Linked DNA regions of Homo sapiens: region 2 is linked to region 1. A link is a contact called in ENCODE Hi-C or POLR2A ChIA-PET data. All regions are on one chromosome and are shown on one strand. The core of a region is the stretch at or near the end of the contact, and the rest is flanking DNA. Distances in the headings are between cores, read along the strand shown.

Region 1 (6,706 bases), core at 1,367-3,866:
AAGATCAAGTGGAAGCCACGTGAATGGGCACCTCACTCCACGGTTACCAGCATTGATGGGGCCCTGCGAGCATCTCTGTGAAGCCACATGAACGGGCACATCACTCCACGGTGACTGGCACTGATGGGGCCCTGCGAGCATCTCTGTGAAGTCACATGAACGGGCACCTCACTCCACGGTGACTGGCACTGATGGGGCCCTGCGAGCATCTCTGTGAAGCCACATGAATGGGCACCTCACTCCACGGTGACCGGCACTGATGGGGCCCTGCGAGCATCTCTGTGAAGCCACATGAACGGGCACCTCACTCCACGGTGACCGGCATTGATGGGGCCCTGCGAGCATCTCTGTGAAGTCACATGAACGGGCACCTCACTCCACGGTGACCGGCACTGATGGGGCCCTGCGAGCATCTCTGTGACTTCACATTTCTGAAAGTCCATAGAATCCACCAGCCTCATAATGAGCGCTCGTCTACAGACGCAAGGACACCGCAGACATCCAGGCAAATCACGACATACTACGCCAATTCTGGCTCAGCTTCCTCTTTTACAAACAGTGATAGAGCAGTCCCCAAAAGGCAGACGGCTGGGTTCCTGGATCAAAACACTCCTTTGGGCAGCTCCTTGATGCTGGAGTCAATTCTGCTACCATGAAATAGAAGATCACAGGGGTTCTCTATGATCAACAGTAAGCAGCTCATTTAAAGAAGTCACCTAAGGCAGGAGGAGGAGACAGATGTTCAATTCAACCCCAGGCTCAGATTAAAAGTTTGATATTTCTATAAGAGCCAATTCTGCTGCTACCCTGGAAGCAGAGGGATGGGAACTTCAGATCCGTTTCACTTAGGAACCCACAGAAGAAATGCAGTCCTGTGGCTGAAGTCTGCACCTGAGATGGCCATGGAGCCATATAGAAATTCCCTTCATGTGGGGCTGGTCACGCTCAGCTCAGTCCTTTCCACACGTGGTTTGTTACAGAAGGTCCCTCTTGTACACATGCCACTGGGATTCAACTGTGCTATTTTGCTTTTTTTCCCCAGGAAGATGCTTACAGATAAGCCTTTCTGCTGCCTGGATTACAAATAAGGTTCTTTCAATGCGATGATGTTTATTTGGCATAGGAAACAGATTGCAGCAATGCAACAAAGCACACAGTCCTGCGGGCCCATCATCCGCCGCTGTGCCTCCACTGTAGCCCTGTCCAGACCCACGTCCCACTGCAAGCTCCTGGAGGACAGGGTCTGGTTTCTCTCTACTGCATAGCCAAACCCTCGGCAAATGCCTGCCCAGTGAGCTTTCTATTCGGGCACAGAGTTTGGTCTATCCCAAGAGCACTCTTAGAGGCTACGCCTGCATTGCAAAGCCAAACACCACTCCGAGAGACTTTTCAGAGGAAAGAAGGGAATGTGATACCCACTTCTTAGCATTTTGAAGGCAGAACTCCATTTTTGTTTGTTTGGTTTCTTTTTTTAGAGACAGGGTCTCGCTATGTTGCCCAGGCTGGAGTGCATGGCTAGTCACAGGCGTAATCCCATTACTAATCAGCACAGGAGTTTTAACCTGCTTCATTTCCAGCCTGGGCTGCTTCATCCCTTCCTAGGCAACTTGGTGGTCCCCCGTTCCCAGGAGGTCACCAAGTTGATGCCAAACTTAGTGCAGACACCCACAGAATTCCTGGGCTTAAGTGACCCCCCTGCCTCAGCCTTCCAAGTAGCTGGAACTACAGGTGCAGGCTACCATGCCCAGCTGAAGGCAGAATATTAAGCTGAGGGAGAGGTGAGCCACTCAGTAAAATTTACAGTTCCTACAGCAAAAAGTCTATGTATCTTGTCCATGGGATATCTCTAAACAGCAGTACTGACTCAGTGTTGACACCGCAGGCATTTGCGTTTTCATTAAGTTTTATCTACCCTATCTCCCTCACGTTATATCTTCCTTGAAAGCAAGAGGCATGTCTTCTACTTCGTAATTCCTCATGGGACCAATCCTATGGCTCACACACACAATGAGCCAAATAAAAAACTGAGAATAGGCTGGGCATGGTGACTCACACCTGTAATCCCAGCACTTTGGGAAGCCCAGGCAGGTGGATCACCTGAGGTCAGGAGTTCGAGACCAGCCTGGCCAACATGATGAAACCCTGTCTCTACTAAAAATACAAAAATTAGCCAGGCATGGTGGTCAGCGCCTGTAATCTCAGCTACTTGGGAGGCTGAGGCAGGAGAATCGCTTGAACCCGGGAGGCGGAGGTTGCAGTGAGCCAAGATCACACCACTGCACTCCAGCCTGGGCGACAAGAAAGAAACTATGTCTCAAACAAACAAACTGAGAATAACAAACTTTCCCATGGACTGTCTTTACAAACAAAAACTGAATGTGAAAGTAACTTCTCTAAGACCAGTAATGGGACTACAGAGCCTGACTTAGCAGCTGGCCAGCACCGCGGAGGAAACGCCCTCTGACTACACATCTGTTCCTGCATTCACTCAACAAACATCGAAGTGCCTGGCATTGGTCTGCACGGCATAAACAGAACAGAAGGGCTGCCTCCCAGTCCCACCCCTTCCACGCATTCACTTCCTCACTCATTCTTTCAGGAGACACCTGTGTCAGGCACGACGTGGTGAACTTTTAAAAACGGATTCAGTAGTACCAAAATACTCATAATGTGCAGACAGACAAAAGAACTGGAAGGAGTCGTGTTTTCAGACACAGGAAGCTTTTCACGTGCTCCACCTGGACCTCATCTCTCAGCCTCACACTCCGATCTTCAGCAGCCCCCGCTATGCGCCCGAGTCTTGGGACGTCATCCCGGAGCTCCTAGCCTGCCCGGGAGGCAGAGCCATCAGGTAAGAGACGGTCACAATGACAGCAACACAATCCCGCTTGGGTTCTCTGTACAGAGTTTTCCTTTTAAAATACCTTTTCCACTGATGTTATTTAAAAATAACAACCTCAGAGTAGACTTCTGATCTCTACCACAGGGCAGGTACATCCCTCCCTTTTTATGAGTAATTCCTGCAGGGGTTATAGCACGGCCTCCAGGTCACACGGGCTACACAAAAACACTTAGCCCAGTTTTCTAACTCCCAGGGAGTGAAGGAATCACTATTTTAAAAGGTGGCAAGCTTTTTTCTCCTTTACTCAGATTTAACTCTGATAGAAACTGACAGGCTCAATCTTGGTTAATTTTTTTTTTTTAAACACGAGAACAAGGTTCAAGAAATTCATCTTCAGGTGTCAGAGAGACGAAAAGAACCCAATAGCTTTTATCTTCAAGTCCTACATTTATGCATCTCGTAATGAGGGTGATGGCTGGTTCCCTTACAACGGAGGGCTTCATGCCTAGTGAACAACGGACCTGAATTTATATCAGCCATAAAGCCTTCCAGACGTGACGGTCACGCTAACATCCTGACATGAGGCAATCTGCAGAGAGATGGAAAGTGTGCTTGGCTAGAGGTTAGTGCTGCCTCTCTCTATTTTCTTCCCTTGTACCAACTGATTTCAGACTGAGGAACTTGAAGACAGAGTGACACTATGAGCTCATATAACTCTCCTCAGCTCTAAACTCGGCCACAGCAGATGTGTTTTTAAGAAACTAATAGACTGAAAATGACATTTACAGACGAAATGCTGTGACGACTGAGATTCGTTTCAAAATAATCAGGGGAAGAGGAAAAGTGGGTGGGAGGAGACATAAAACAAAGATTGGCTAAGGGCTGATAGTTATTGAGGCTGCATGGATATTATAATATTGGGGCATCCAGAAATATTACATGATGCTTTCTACTTTTGTATATGTTGAAAGGTTTTCATAGTAAAAAGAAAAATCATACCAAGAGACCAGCAACATTTATCAAAGAAGGCTGACTTAGGTATAAGGATGGTCAAGATACACTGTTAAGTGAACAAAAAAAGATGTACAAAGGTATAGAGAGTTTATTTACATATACACACACACACCCCCTGATAAAAATATAGAAAATTTCTGGAAAAATAATAACCTCCATATGCTATTCAAAACAAAAATGTATCACTTTTTAATGATGAGTTTTAGATAACAATTGTTTTCATCCGATGGGGGGGCAACAGGAGGAAAGGGCATAGTCGGCTTGAAAATGAGATAAACATCTCCATGGGCCAGGAACAGAACAGAAACCATATTGGAGATCAGGGCTAGAGCCATGGCTGGAACCTGGAAGCAAGCAAAGGGCCAGATGTTCACCCTCTGTGCAGCGTAGCAGGGACCAAACACCCCACGCACGGGGGAAAGTGGAAGCCAGGCTCAGTGAAACAGGGAGTGGGGGCTGCCTCGGGCACAGTCCTCGGTCTCTCCCCCTGTCCTCGTCCCTTCCTCCTCTGCTGCAACTATACTGCAATCTACATTCGTCCCTCCCCCCATCTTTGATCCCCTGGTTTCCAATATTCTCTGGGATATTAAAATGTTCTTCACTATTGCGGACTAGTTATTTTCTCTTTGTAATACTGTCTGTTTCTGTTTTGCAAATACCTTACAATGTTTAGGGTAAAGCCATAAAAACTGGTCTGTATAGATAAGACACTATTAATAAATGTATGATGGTAATTTCCGCAGAAGCGGGAAGGAGGGAAACACAGTACCAACACCCTAGCTAGCTGCGAGGAAGCCGGGAGATAACATATCCAGCGTTTTTGTCTTCCATAATAGGAGGCAGGCTTCTATGGCAGAGAATTCCCAAATTCTAGGAAAGGGGTTAAGATGCTGAGAAGCCAAAAGATGAGCAATAATTTTGCTAAGTTGTCAGCAGCCCCAACCGTACATATAAGGAAACTGAGGCTGAGGTTAAGTGACTTCCCTAGGTTCACAGAACTTATCAGTGGCCAAGCTGGGACTGTGGATAACGCTGCCACCACCACCCAGGAGTGCTGCTCGTGCTAGGCACCATAAATACATTATCTGATTCAATCTCCCTCAACTCTGCCACATATAGTGTTATAATCTCCATTTCTCATGAGCTAAAGAGACTAAGGCTCAGAGACGTCAAGAGACTTGCCCAAGGTCACACAGCAACTGAGTGGTAGAGGTAGTCAGTCCACACCCTCCCTTCTTCCCTCTGTGCTGGCGCTCACTCCCTCCCCAACACTCCCCTGGGAGCCCAGCACCAGTCCTTGGAGTGGGATGACGCAGCCTGCAGAGAAGCTTTCCTTCCGAGCGTCTGGAAGAACCCGAGGCTGGCACAGCACCATCAGCAAATAAAACCATGTGACTTAAAAAGGTGAACGAGCGGACATGATTAAAATACTTAACACAAAAGCGAATTCCCGCCTGGTGGCATGTTATCAGCAGCTGACAGGAATAGCCTGCCGCTTCCTCCTCAGGGTGGGCCGGGGCTCACACAGCACACGGCTGCCCGCAGAGCCTGGGGAGAATGAAACCGGAAGCCTATGCCGCCACCAACAAGCTCCCATTCAGAGGATCCTCAGGCGGCCAGCTCCACAAAGTGACCATAACAAAGGGCCACAGCCCACATACGCACACACTCACACACATATGCACACTCTCACACACTCACATACACACACACTCACACATACGCACACTCTCTCACACACTCTCACACACACACACACTCTCTCCCTCTCCCTCTCCCTCTCTCTCTCTCCATCACTCCAGGGTCAGCAGGAGCCCTGAAGCCTGAAGCCAAGCCATGACCAGGCCTCCTGGTCCCAGTGGCCTCCCCAAATGACCCAGTCCACAGTTGGGCTTCCTAACTCTACAGAGTGGTGACCTCAAGCCTGGAGCCTCACAGAGACCTTGAGGGCTGCCTCCCACCCCCTCCCTCTCTTACCCTGGTTTCCCTGCAAGCTCCCCTTCCGTCCCCTTTGTTCCTGTTCACTCCAGGATCTTGTAGGAGAGCCAGATCACCTGCTGCTGCTAAAAAGGGAAGTTTTACAATCGTGGGTAGAGGTGGGCAGCCAGATTTAGGAAAAAAGCGGGATATCTGTTAAAATTTAAATTTCAGGGTCAGGTGTGGTGGCTCATACCTGTCATCCCAGTACTTTGGGAGGCTGAGGCGGGCGGATCACTTGAGGTCAGCAGTTCGAGACCAGCCTGGCCAACATGGCTACTAATAACACAAAAATTAGTCAGGAGTGGTGGCTCTGCCTGCAGTCCCAGCTACTCGGGAGGCTGAGGCAGGAGAACTTCTTGAACCTGGGAGGCGGTGGCTGCAGTGAGTCAAGGTTGTGCCACTGCACTCCAGCCTGGGCAACAGAGAGAGACTCTGTCTTTAAAAAATAAAAAAATTAAAAAAATTTAAATTTCAATATACAATAAACAATAAACAATTATTTAGTATAAATAATTGTTTAGATAAACAATAAACAATTATTTAGTATAAATAAACGATTATTTATAAACAATAAACAATAACAATTATTTAGTATAAGTATGTCCTGTGCAATATTTGGGACATATTTAACATACAAAACACTTATTTGTTATTTATGTGAAGTTCCATTTAATTGGGTGCCCTGTATTTTAAATGGCAACCCTATATGCCTGGGGGAGGGATTGATTAGGAGAAGCCCAGAGGAACAAAGCGACTGGTAAAGAAAACACAAAAGAGGAGTGAAGATTAAGGGAGGGAGGGAGGGAGGGAGTGACGGAGGGGAAATGCTCTTTAATGAGGGTCTCTCTCACAACAGAAACTTCCACTATT
Region 2 (6,066 bases), core at 710-3,209, 660 kb before region 1:
ATCTAATGGTAGGATAATGCAAATCAAAGATACCAGCAAAAGTTATGTTCTACAACAATCATTAATAATAGGTTTACTACTTCGAACAACTTCCAAGCACTGATTTGCCTTAAAGGGGTTGCAAACCAGGATGAGATGCCCACACACATTGATTTTTGGCAACTGTAGTCTATTAAGCAAAGCAACAAACCTCTAGAGAAAATAATGTCACATATATTCCAGTGAAACAAAATTAATACATGTACCTTGGTAAAGAGGCTGAGCTCTAACCAAAGATAGAGCACTGTTCATTACGTACTCACCCTTCAAAGGAATCAAATCGAAACACTTTCATTTTAACAACGATACTTTTTAAAGGCTTTATTTTGCAATAATCTTTCAAGTCCCTGCATTTCTTAGATTCCTTAAATTCTAACTTCCTGCCTCATAGATCTAAAGTAGCCATGACATACCCAGGTATGTTCTACTCATTTAGTTAGAATCGTATAGAGGAACACAAGTCTGTTTCTAGGTGTACGACTCCACACCCATTCATTTTGCACTAATATAACCACTAAATATAGCTCTAAGACACTGATGATTAAAAGCGGCTAATTATGTGAGTGATTCATACCTCCTATGTCCAAACACCAAGATTCAGGGATGTCTGTCAGATCTATGGGAAGAGGAAACAATAAACACCTGTCACAAAGCTTCTTCCACACCGGGAAGCCCCCAGCTGAGTTCCTGCCAATCCCAACCCGATTCCCTCCCCCTTCATCCCTACCCCTCACCTCCCCAAAAAAGCCAGAGGTCATACTTCCACCAGAACCTGACTCTGTGAAGGGAATGGAGAGACAGAAAGGCCATAGCGAGAGTGGCCACGAGAGCACTGCTAGGGCAAAGGGCCCTGGGTTTTTCTAGTCCTCACTGCCACAGAGTCCGAGTGGGAGGCCTCAGGCAAGTCAGAAGTCACTTTTCCTCCACGGGACTCACTCCTTTTATCTGTGAAATGCGGAGATGGCAAGCAGCTCCATACTCCACGGCTGAGGACGAGCTAGGGTCCCGCACAGACTCATCGAGGGCCCTGCCAGCACCCCTACGCCTCTGCCCACAGGACCTCCACCTCCCACAGGACTTTCCGAAAGCTCTGACTACCAACCACCAAGCGCCCGGCCCCCACGCTCGCCCCCGGCAGGCGGCGCGTCCCCCCCAGGCCTTCGCACCCACCGCGTGGGCTCCTGCCCTGGCCTCACCTGCCCCCGACACTCCCCGTCCCCGCGATGCCCAACTCCGGCCCGAGAAGGCTGGCCGCGACCTCGCCCGGTACCCGCCGCCCCGACACCACCATTCGCCTCCTCGACCTCCCCCGGCGCCGCTGCCCACCCGCCCCTCGCCCCGCTCACCGGGGCCGCTCACTGGCCGCCGCCGCGCCGCCTCCTCCGCGGCCTCCCTCGCGGCCGGACCAGCCCCAGGGACCGCGGGGGACCCGGCCGCCGCTGTCGCCGCCGCCGCCTCGCCTCAGCCCAGCCCCATCGCCCTCGGCCGGCGCCGCGCGCTGCGGCTCAGGGTGAGGGAAGGAGGCGCCGCGGCGGGGCCGGGCCGGCCCTGGGACGTCCGCGCTCTCCTCCTCCTCCGCGCCCGCGGCGGCGGCGTGCAGCCGGCAGGGCGAGAACAAGGGAGGGCGGCGGGAGGTGGGCAGGGGAGGGGGGCGGTCTGCACTCCGAAACGGCCCCCCCGCCGCCAGCGACGTAGAGAACCCCCCTCCCCTCCGCGGCGGCGCCCGATCACGCTGCGGGGAGAGCCGGCAGGCAGGCGGGGGAGCGCGCGCGGGCTCAGGACTCCCGCGCCGGATGTGAGGTCACGTGGTGGCTTCATCCCCGCGCGGAGGGCGGAGGGGCGCGGGCGACGTCAGGAGGCGGGGAAGGGGCGGGGAGGGGCGGGGCGATTTATAGGCCCCGCCCACCCATCGCCTTTGCCACCCTCGAACGGGCAAAAGAAAGAAAGAGGCAGGTAAGGGGAGGCGAGGCCGTCCAAAAACGCTGGGTGTCAGCCCGGGGTGGCTAATGGAGGGCGGCTTTTCTGGTGGGATGAAATGGAACGGCAAATCCCACTTCATCCCCTTTGGGCTATGACAACATCATAGTCCAATCTCCCATTTTATGAACAGGGAAACTGAGGCTCAGTGACTAGACAGACGTTGCCCAGAGTCATGGTCATGGAGGAAGCTTGTGCTAGAATGGTGGAGAGGAAACCAGAGCCCAGCTCCTAATGCAAGGCTCTTTCATTCCTTTAGCCACCCTCGCCCCCGCCAAAACAAACAGACAAAAAACTGTCATTCTCATATGACCACGGACTCTGCGCCCCGGCCGCAGGCGGAGGACAGGGAGGAGCGCACACGAGAAAGCTCCCACGCGCCCGCGCCTCGCCTCCGACGGGAAGGCGCCTCTTCCGACCGTCCTGGATGCAAATTAAATACTTCCCTCCGCAGAAGACTTATCTCGGGGTAGGGCCGCAGCCGGATTTCCAAATCGCGGGTTTGATTTTCGCTGCGTCCTCTCCGCGACGCGCGCAGGGAGCGCGCCCGGCCACCTGCAGCCTCTGGCTGCGGCCATCTTTCCGCCTGGGGCCACCTGGCCTGCGCCCTTTGTGCCCGGCCCGCTCCGTGACTGTTCTTCTTGCCGCTACTTACAGAACTCAGCCGCCTTAGCGTCTTAGAGAAGAGGACGGCATGCATGCGGACCCCGTCCACCACACCTGGAGAGCAGGGAGCCCTTAGTCCCTGGACACTTACCAGGGCCGCCACCCCTGGTCCACGCACGTGATGACATCTCACCAGGGGCAGCACACCGCCCGAGTCCGCGACACTGATAACACCTCCTGCGGGCAGGAGGGCGCCACAGCCACCCCTGGTCCCCTAGATTGTGTGAGGCTAGCATTTCTGCCCGCCTCTTGGCGTGGACAGCACGCTGGACCGAGATGGAACCACAGCTTTCTCTTCCCAATCCCTGGCCTCACCGTTTTGTTTCATACCTCACCGTTTGTTTCAAACCTCGTGGTGTTGAAATGATTAAATGAGATTAAGGGGTGTGTGGTAGTGTTGGGCAAACCACAAGAAAACGGTCTGGGTGGGGTCTGGCCCTAAAATCTTCCTCCCCCACCTCCCAGGCTTCCTTGCCTTGCTGCTTCCTCTCAGCCTTTAAACAGGTTGGCCTCTCCAAGTCCTAAAAACAAAATTATCAAGCCAACCTCCTCCTGAAGTGCTCCCTCCAACTAGCTTCCAAGTGTTTCATGCGGACCTCAAACAATGGTCTTCCCTGGCTGCCTCTGCTTCCTCATTTCTCAACACTTGGCATTCTGGCTTCTCCTCCCCAACTCTAACCCTTCACCTTGCTCAGGCAAGAGCAACTCATGACTTTCATTTTGCCAAACCTTGCAGGCATTCCTCAGGCCTTATCTCTCTGGTTCTTTCTGCTACATTTGACACCTTGGGATGACTCTCACCTTCTGGAATCTCTCTACTACCTTGGTTTCAGAAGAGTGAACCCTCTGGATTATCACATGAAGGTAAGTAAAGCCTCTGCCTCCTTGGTAACATCTACTTGTGAATCTGCACCTTAAATTCAGGATTCCACTCTAAGCCAACAACTTTGCTCACTTCACTCATTCTTCTGGGATTGCCTGCATCCTCATGGATGCAGCTCCCAAATTAGCAATTTCCAACCCAGACCCCTTCCACAAAATTTAGAACCAAATATCCAATTGCCTGCCAGGCAGCTCTAGCTAGATATCACAGACACCCCAAACTGGACATTTCCAAAACTGAACTCATTCTCTGCTTTCATAGCTGCCCCTCCCTCAGCTGTTGGCACCACCATCTCCACAGTCATCAGAATTAGAAAGTTGGGAATGAGTGAGTCATTCTTAATTCAGCCCTCTGCCTTACCCAATCACCAAGTCCTATCTATTTCACCTCCTTAATAAGCCTCAAATTCCTATGGTGGGCTGGGCGCAGTGGCTCATGCCTGTAATCCCAGCACTTTGGGAGGCCGAGGCTGGTGGATCACACGAGGTCAGGAGTTCAAGACCAGCCTGACAACATGGTGAAACCTCATCTCTACTAAAAATACAAAATTAGCTGGACGTGGTGGCACATGCCTGTAATCCCAGCTACTTGGGAGGCTGAGGCAGGAGAATCGCTTGAACCTGGGAGATGGAGGTTGCAGTGGGCTGAGATTGCGCCATTGCACTCCACTCTGGCCAAGAAGAGCAAAACTCCATCTAAAAAAAAAAATTCCTACGGTGGTTCCCACTGGCATCCATCCTTTCCAGCCTGAATTGTTAGACAAATTCAGCCTTCAGAGTGAACTACAATGCACTCCATTTAAAATCCTAAGAGTTTCCCTAGGCTTCTGGCTGCAGTGTATACCTCCAAGCTACCCAGCATGAACCTGTCAACGCGTTCGGGCTTTTAAAAGATCACAAAGAGCCCCAGAATTCGAGGTGCAGCCAAAGTAAGGCAACATACAGCCAGTCAAGGGAAAGCTATAGGAAAAAGAGAAAAGCAGTTGGATATTCCAAAAACTTTTCTGTTACAGATGTTTTGAGAATGGTGAAAAAAGGAATTTGGACACTGGCTTTAGAGGAAGTGCTGAGTCACCAGGAAAGGCTTGAGCATGTTTATGGGTTGAGGGAAAAGAAGGTGCAAGAAAAAAGGAGAAACCCAAGATAGGCGAGAGAAAGGGAGTGGAACAGTCTGGAGAAGTCCTGGAAGACTTACTGGTTCTCAAGTCATGATGATTCTGGGTCCAAGCCCACTGCTTCCCCCCTCTGATCCTACTCACTGTAAGCACCAACCCTGATTGCAGCTGCATGGAGGTAACAGTCATACCAGTAAGGTCTGACGTCACTTCTCAGAAAGGCTATTTTGCATCTTCTTCATCCTCAAAACCCCCATCTTTGCATGCCCTTCCCTCTCACTGTCCCCTTACTTCCTATTTCACTAAGAAAACATACACCATCAAGAGGAAAAATCCTCATCTTCCCACCCGCAAATCTGCGCATCATCCTACATCGGCCCCAGGATCTATTTTCCCACTCCAGAGAGGCAAAGCCTCCTCCTAACAGAGCTAGCTCTCCACAAAATGACCACTGTTAGGCCAACTCCAGGGGCTAGGCCTCCCCAAAATATTACTGTTGCCAAATCCGGAGGACACTTTGCAGGCCTTATCTTTCTAGTTCTCTCAGCAGCATGCATCTCCTATCCTTGAGACACTTTGCTGTTAGTTTTGATAACATACTCTATTTTGGAATTCCTCCTCCCTGTTTCTCTTTGTCTACTCCATCTCAGCCTCCGCAGGTGCTTCCTCTGTCCTTCTCTAAATGTTGCTGTTCCCCAAGGCTCAACCCAGGATCCATTCCTGTGTCTACACAAGGTTTGTTGTGTTTTTGTTTGTTTGTTTGTTTTTAATTTGACATCTCTTGACCTTACAAGAGTTGTGGATGGGCTTCAGAAGGATCTATAAGCTCCTTAAACTTGGATGCAAATACTTTTAAAGGAAGAAGTGGAGCTTTTAGCAGCTTCTCAAAGGTGTCTGGGTCCCCCAAAAAAGATAAGAGGACTGATCCACATGCTCTCCCCTGGTGGCCTCATCTACTATGGCTATAGCTGTCATCTGCATGTACATTAATAACTGTAAACTGAGGCTGGGCATGGTGGCTCACGCCTTTAATCCCAGCAATTTGGGAGGCCGAGGCGGGCGGATCACCTGAGGTTGGGAGTTTGAGATCAGCCTGGCCAACATGGTGAAACCCCATCCACTAAACATACATAAATTAGCCAGACGTGGTGGCGTGCGCCTGTAATCCCAGCTACTTGGGAGGCTGAGGCAGGAGAATCACTTGAACCCAGGAGGCAGAGGCTGCAGTGAGCTGAGATGGCACCATTGTACTCCAGCCTGGATGACAGAGCAAGACTCTATCTCAAAAAGAATGTCAACCATATGCCTGCAGCCCAGGCCACTCCTCAGAGTCCCTTGGCCATTCCTCCCTATCATTTTCACATGGGGTTTCACTGGTGCCAGATAA

Evidence for each region. A loop is a pair of places that touch in the nucleus more often than their neighbours do. ChIA-PET counts read pairs that join two places held with the same protein, here RNA polymerase II (POLR2A). Pooled maps may share reads with other maps.
Region 2: a loop to region 1 is called in a map of OCI-LY7, with 3 times the contacts of the local background. The contact joins the promoter of ATP13A3-DT here to the promoter of XXYLT1-AS2 in region 1. A Hi-C loop is called at or near these places in 1 of 168 maps with a recorded cell type or tissue (OCI-LY7), 10 of 37 single-sample maps with no recorded cell type and 10 of 50 pooled maps. POLR2A ChIA-PET finds 5 or more read pairs at or near these places in 1 of 52 experiments (activated T-cell).

Annotation. Positions count from the first base shown.
Region 1 is chr3:195,145,255-195,151,960 of GRCh38, forward strand. It overlaps XXYLT1-AS2 (XXYLT1 antisense RNA 2), which reads left to right and starts at 2,617. Exons shown (of 2, transcript NR_102711.1): 1 at 2,617-2,851. The region is part of intron 3 of XXYLT1 (xyloside xylosyltransferase 1); the gene reads right to left. It overlaps LOC105374296 (a long non-coding RNA gene), which reads right to left and starts at 6,056. Exons shown (of 2, transcript XR_001741088.2): 1 at 5,834-6,056; 2 at 4,017-5,404. It also overlaps the pseudogene RN7SL36P. RefSeq lists enhancers at 2,335-2,444, 2,685-2,734, 4,963-5,172.
Region 2 is chr3:194,485,181-194,491,246 of GRCh38, forward strand. ATP13A3-DT (ATP13A3 divergent transcript) reads left to right here and starts at 1,960. Exons shown (of 2, transcript NR_033929.1): 1 at 1,960-1,992; 2 at 2,276-3,365. ATP13A3 (ATPase 13A3) reads right to left here and starts at 1,822. Exons shown (of 34, transcript NM_001367549.1): 1 at 1,386-1,822; 2 at 614-655. RefSeq lists silencers at 1,062-1,121, 1,212-1,261, 1,292-1,951 and enhancers at 2,622-2,841, 4,975-5,094.